Linked DNA regions of Homo sapiens: region 1 is linked to region 2. A link is an interaction called in ENCODE POLR2A ChIA-PET data of the cell type or tissue named here. Cell type or tissue: GM12878. All regions are shown on one strand. Region 1 overlaps DOT1L (DOT1 like histone lysine methyltransferase). Region 2 overlaps THOP1 (thimet oligopeptidase 1).

Region 1 (2,500 bases), 620 kb before region 2:
AAAAAAAAGGGAAGTGAAAAGACAGGAAGGGCCAGGGCTGCTCCTCTGGAGCTGCGGGGAAGGCGGGAGGCAGCAGGCCGGCTCTGTGGGTTCCTCCGGCCCGCATGGTGCCTGCTGGCCCTCTGCACCACCTGGGCTCCTTCCACCCCCGTGTCCTTCGTCCTCCGGAGGATCCAGGTCCTGTGTGGCCGTGCTCCCGGGGCTGTCGGCAGGCTCTTGTTCTTGGTGTTTGCTCCTCTTAAGTTCTCTTGCTTTATCCTATGCAGCTGCTGGTTAAGGAAAACATGAACTTGGCCTGTGGAGCACTGGTTTTCCTATGAGGAAGGGGAAGTGTGAACCTCGGCACATGCAGTGCCCAGGTGAATTCAGGGTGGCCAGGGCAGGGCAGGAAGAGCATGGGGCTGGGGCTGGGGTGGGAGCAGGGGTGTGATTGTTTAGCCACGTCTCGGAGCATCTGCCAGGCTCTTGGGGTTGCCATTGGGAGGAAACTGCTTGCGTGCACGTGGAGGTGGCGGAGGACGGAGGCGGAGGAAAGAGTCCCCAGCCGCCGCCCCCCCCCCCCCCACCCGCACAGGTGCAGGCCCCCTCGGCGCTGGGGATGTGGAAGTCGGATTGTTCTCTGGGAGGGGCCGTCCTGGGCACTGCAGGGTGCCGAGCAGGGTCCCTGCCTCCATCTCTTGCTTGCCTCGCCACATTCCTGGGGTCCCCGGTGAGAGCCACTGTGTGTGACAGTGTTCACTGGACAGGTACGCCTCCTCCTCCTGTCTCTTGCTCTGCTCTGGACACCTTCTGAGGTGGAGGGACAGACGCTGTTGTCCACATTTTGCCAGTGGGTCCAACAGACTTGGAAGATGAGCAAGTTATCCCAGGTGGAGACTGGACAGACTAGGCCAGGCAGACCCCGTAGCAGGCTTGCCCCCACCCCGGAAGCCCCTCTGAGCCCAGGCCTGGCTGGGCCGCGTGGCCGGTGTTTCTTGTGGCTCACGTGCCCCACAGACAGTGGGCACTCCCTGGAGCACAGGTGCCCCCTGCCCTCTGGTGGGCTCTGCCCCGATGCTGTTGGGTTGTGGGCACTTAGGTAATGAGGGTTTGCCTTGCGGCCAGGGCAAGGAGGGCAGAGTTGCTGCGGGGGGACTGAGTCTCACTGTGGACCCTGCTGTGCCGTGTCTGACATGACACACTGCTGACGTGACACACTGCTGACGTGACACACTGCTGACATGACACACTGCTGACGTGTGAATGAGTTGGAGCTTTGGAAGGACACGCTCACAGAGCAGTGTGGGTGGGGGTGAGGCATCTTCCTTTCTGCAGTGCTCACTCCTCCTGCACCTGCCCGGGCAGAGGCCTGGTGGTCCCTGGGAGACCCCAGCCGTTCACCTGCCTCTGGCGATGGTGGCTGTCCCCAGCCAGGGCAAGGAAGACCCTCTAAGGCCGGCCCCAGGGTTTCCCACTTGGGGGGCTGGCCTCAGTCCCCCTCGAGCCCTCTTTCTCTCCTCACGCCTCCAGCACACGTGGACCTCGGCTTTGCGCGGGAGCCTGGGCAGGTCCAGACTGCCTCAGGGCTCAGTGCTTCCCTGCACCGGACTCTCGGCCGGCCACCTCGCTTGTGTGTCAAACCTGAAATCTCCTGCATCAGGGCGGAAAGCGAGGCTTCTGCCAGAAGGGTCTTGGCCAGCTGGCTGGTGGCTGTCCAGGCAGGGACCACACCTTGGAGCCTGCCTTATCCACATGCTGTCCCCTCCCATGCATGCGGCTGGCTCCTGCCCGCATGACCAGGGCCTTCCCTTGCCTTTTTCAGCTTCGAGAGCATGCAGAGGCTCTGCGACAAGTACAACCGTGCCATCGACAGCATCCACCAGCTGGTAGGTGGCTTGCCCCTGCCCAGAGGGGGTTAGTAGTGCCAGGCTCCCGGACCCCTCCAGACCCCTTATGTCACCGCCTCGGGGCACAGAGCTCCCCTTAGAGCCCCTGGGGATTGGAATGTGCAGCGTGGGGGGACGATGGGCTGTGGGTGAGTGGTGTGGGGGCTGCCGAGGCTGGGCTGTGTGCTGTGGCCGTGTGCCAAAGCAGAGCCGTCCGTGGTTTGTGTGCTGAGGCAGGGCCCTGAGGGTTGTGGTGTCTGCACACGCCTCTGCAGCCCTGGGTTGGTGTCCGCAGGTCCCAGCAGAGGCGGGGTCCCTGTCCTCCCCGGGCTGTGTGAATGCCGGCCTTCCCCCTTGGACCTCCCCCACACCGCCTGCCTTCATCAGGCTGGATGCCGGCCTGGGCTGCACCCTTGGGCACCCCGGTCCTGCTGTGTCTCGTGAGGCTTTCCTCACAGAGGACGGGGCACACAGTGAGCTGGGGTGTAGCAGGGAGGGGAACGTGCTGCTTCCCATGTTCTAGAAAGCACCGGGGGCCCCTGGTGCATGGGGGTAGGGGAGCTCTTTCTTGAAGGTCTTGCTGTGGAGGGAGCCCTGGTGGGGGTGGCATGGGCTCACTTGGCCCTCCTGAGTGG
Region 2 (2,500 bases):
TCTCCCTTGCTGTCCTTTAACTCCCGTCTCCGACCGCCAGCCGTCACTCCTGGGTGACACACTGTCGAGATGGAGAGCTGCTGTTTGAAGGCCCGTGGTCCTTGGAAAGGACGATGTGCAGGTCCCGGGAGGCCTCCCCCTCATGCTGCAGTCACTCGGCAGACAATTGCCAGGCCCACGCTGGTGCTGGGGTACAAACGGGAAGGCGGGGGCTCTGCCGGCCACAGGACTCTCAGCTCCCTCATCACCACCCACACCCACGGGCTGGCCTCCCAAAATTTCCCCCATCTGCCTCTGGCCCCCCAACCGGATCATTCTTTCCACCCTTGCCTCCCTGGGGTCCCCGTGAGCTCCCGATCATTCTTTCCACCCCTACTGCCCTGGGGTCGGGGTGAGCTCCCAATCATTCTTTCCACCCTGACCGCCCTGGGGTCGGCGTGAGCTCCCGATCGTTCTTTCTACCCCTACTGCTCTGGGGTCCGTGTGAGCTCCGGATCATTCTTTCCACCCTGACTCCCCTGGGGTCGGAGTGAGCTCCCGATCATTCTTTCCACTCTGACCGCCCTGGGGTTGAGGTGAACCAGTCTTTGCATTGAAGCTGCAAGCCTGAGGCACGGTGGCCCTGGCGTCTCCCGAGCCATGAGGTAGGAACCCCAGAGGGTTTCAGTCCGGGATGCTGCCGCCCCCACTTCTCTTGAGGCTGTCGGGCAGGGGCCAGGTGGGAGGGTGTGGCTGCCGGGCAGCGGGGTGAACTGTGTCCTGCCAGGGGTTTTGTGGGTGGAGAAGGGACAGCAGGGCTCCAGTGAGAAGCTCTGGGAGTAGGAATTGGGTCTCTCTGGAGGGACACACTTGAAAGTGGTTGAGCCGTGGGGCTGCGTGCTGAGATCTCAGCTCTGAGCGGGAGGCTCTGCCTGGGGGTGGTTCTTCAGGAAAAGCAAAGCAGGACCTCCCTCTCCACGTGGGGCCTCCCTCTCCGCCCAGGGCCCAGCGTGCTCAGCTCTCCTGCTGTTTTTGTCTTTGATGGGAGGCACTGCCTCTAACGCTGGTTTCCTTGTGCAGTGGCCGGGCCACCCTTCCCGCCACCCTCCTCCCTTCACACATGAGGTTGGTGACGGCGCCCTGGAAGCCCACGATGTCCGGGGGTTGGGCTGGATTTAGCTTTAACCTCTCTGGGGCAGGAGATCCTGCTCTGAGGATGCTGGGGGGTTTCCTGGTGGGGTTAGAGGCGGGACGTGAGAAACGTGGCAGGTGGTGGCCAGGCTGTGGGGGAGCCAGGGTATTTCTTGATGGGGTTAGATGGGGGATGTAAGAATTGCAGCGGGTGGTGGCCAGGCTGCAGCTGCTCGCTGAGGGCCCCCTTGTAGCTTTCCAGGCAGAGGGGAAGCCCACCCCTTCCCTCACACGCTGTGTGCAGGCTGTGGGCCCATCAGTCCTGTCAAAGCCACCCTGGTTCTGTCCCCATAGGAGGGCTCCCCGAGGACTTTCTGAACTCCCTGGAGAAGATGGAGGACGGCAAGTTGAAGGTCACCCTCAAGTACCCCCATTACTTCCCCCTCCTGAAGAAATGCCACGTGCCTGAGACCAGGAGGAAAGTGGAGGAGGCCTTCAACTGCCGGTGCAAGGAGGTGAGAAGGCACGGCCAGGGGGCCCCAGAACAGTGGGTCTGGAGCTTGTGGGGCCCGTCTGCTCCATGTGTGTGAGGCACCTCCAGGCTTTGCACTTGGATGGCCTCCCAATCTCCCTGGCCAGGCCCAGTGGCCAGCAGAGGCCTCCCTGTGGGGCTCTGCCGTGCCCTGGAGGTGTCTGTGCTGGGCTCCACCCAGACCCTGGGGCCACAGCTCAGGGCCCAGTTCATCCTTCCCAAGCTGAGCCTCCTGCTGCTGCTCTGAGCATCTGGCCGCGCACACGTCTCGTCCCTCCCTTATCTGGAGCCGCCCCTCAGGTGTGTCAGCCCAGATCATTCCTTTTGTCTTAAATGATGGTGCCCGGACCTGAGCCTGGGTCCACAGGTGGGTTGTGACTGGGCTATCTCGCTGTGACTGGCGTCAGACGGCCGTTCCCACAGGGACACATGTAACTGTCCACGGCGCCATGGTGTGGTCGGTCAGGTGGTCTCTGCACGTCTCCCATTCGCCATCTGGAACAGGCAGAGGCTCTAGGAGTGGGCCTCTTGGTCCCCTGACGACACCAAGTTGGTGCTTGTGCGGCTGGCAAAAGGGGGATACACGCTGATCACTGCAAAGGGATGGGCGGGCACTGATCACTGCAAGGGGACGGGCGGGTGCCCATCACTGCGGGGGGACGGGCGGGTGCCCATCACTGCGGGGGGACGGGCGGGTGCCCATCACTGCGGGGGGACGGGCGGGTGCCCATCACTGCGGGGGGACGGGCGGGTGCCCATCACTGCGGGGGGATGGGCGGGTGCCCATCACTGCGGGGGGTGGGGGACGGGTGGGTACCAATGGGGGTACAGGTGGGCACCGATCACTGCAAGGCAGGG

What was found. ChIA-PET counts read pairs that join two places held together with the same protein. Peaks named below come from ENCODE experiments on the same cell type or tissue, not always from the same donor. Only the 100,000 strongest peaks of a DNase experiment are listed, where the experiment ranks them.
Region 1: POLR2A ChIA-PET joins it to region 2 with 5 read pairs; 2 of 35 experiments call an interaction of 5 or more read pairs at or near these places.

Annotation. Positions count from the first base shown.
Region 1 is chr19:2,187,931-2,190,430 of GRCh38, forward strand. DOT1L (DOT1 like histone lysine methyltransferase) reads left to right here. Exons shown (of 28, transcript NM_032482.3): 4 at 1,802-1,865. Among named protein-coding and RNA genes, the nearest start is that of DOT1L, 25 kb to the left of the region's middle. In GM12878, no CTCF peak of the experiment used is centred here; no DNase peak of the experiment used is centred here; H3K4me3 peaks cover 294 bases; H3K27ac peaks cover 439 bases.
Region 2 is chr19:2,803,552-2,806,051 of GRCh38, forward strand. THOP1 (thimet oligopeptidase 1) reads left to right here. Exons shown (of 13, transcript NM_003249.5): 6 at 1,465-1,625. Among named protein-coding and RNA genes, the nearest start is that of ZNF554, 15 kb to the right of the region's middle. In GM12878, no CTCF peak of the experiment used is centred here; no DNase peak of the experiment used is centred here.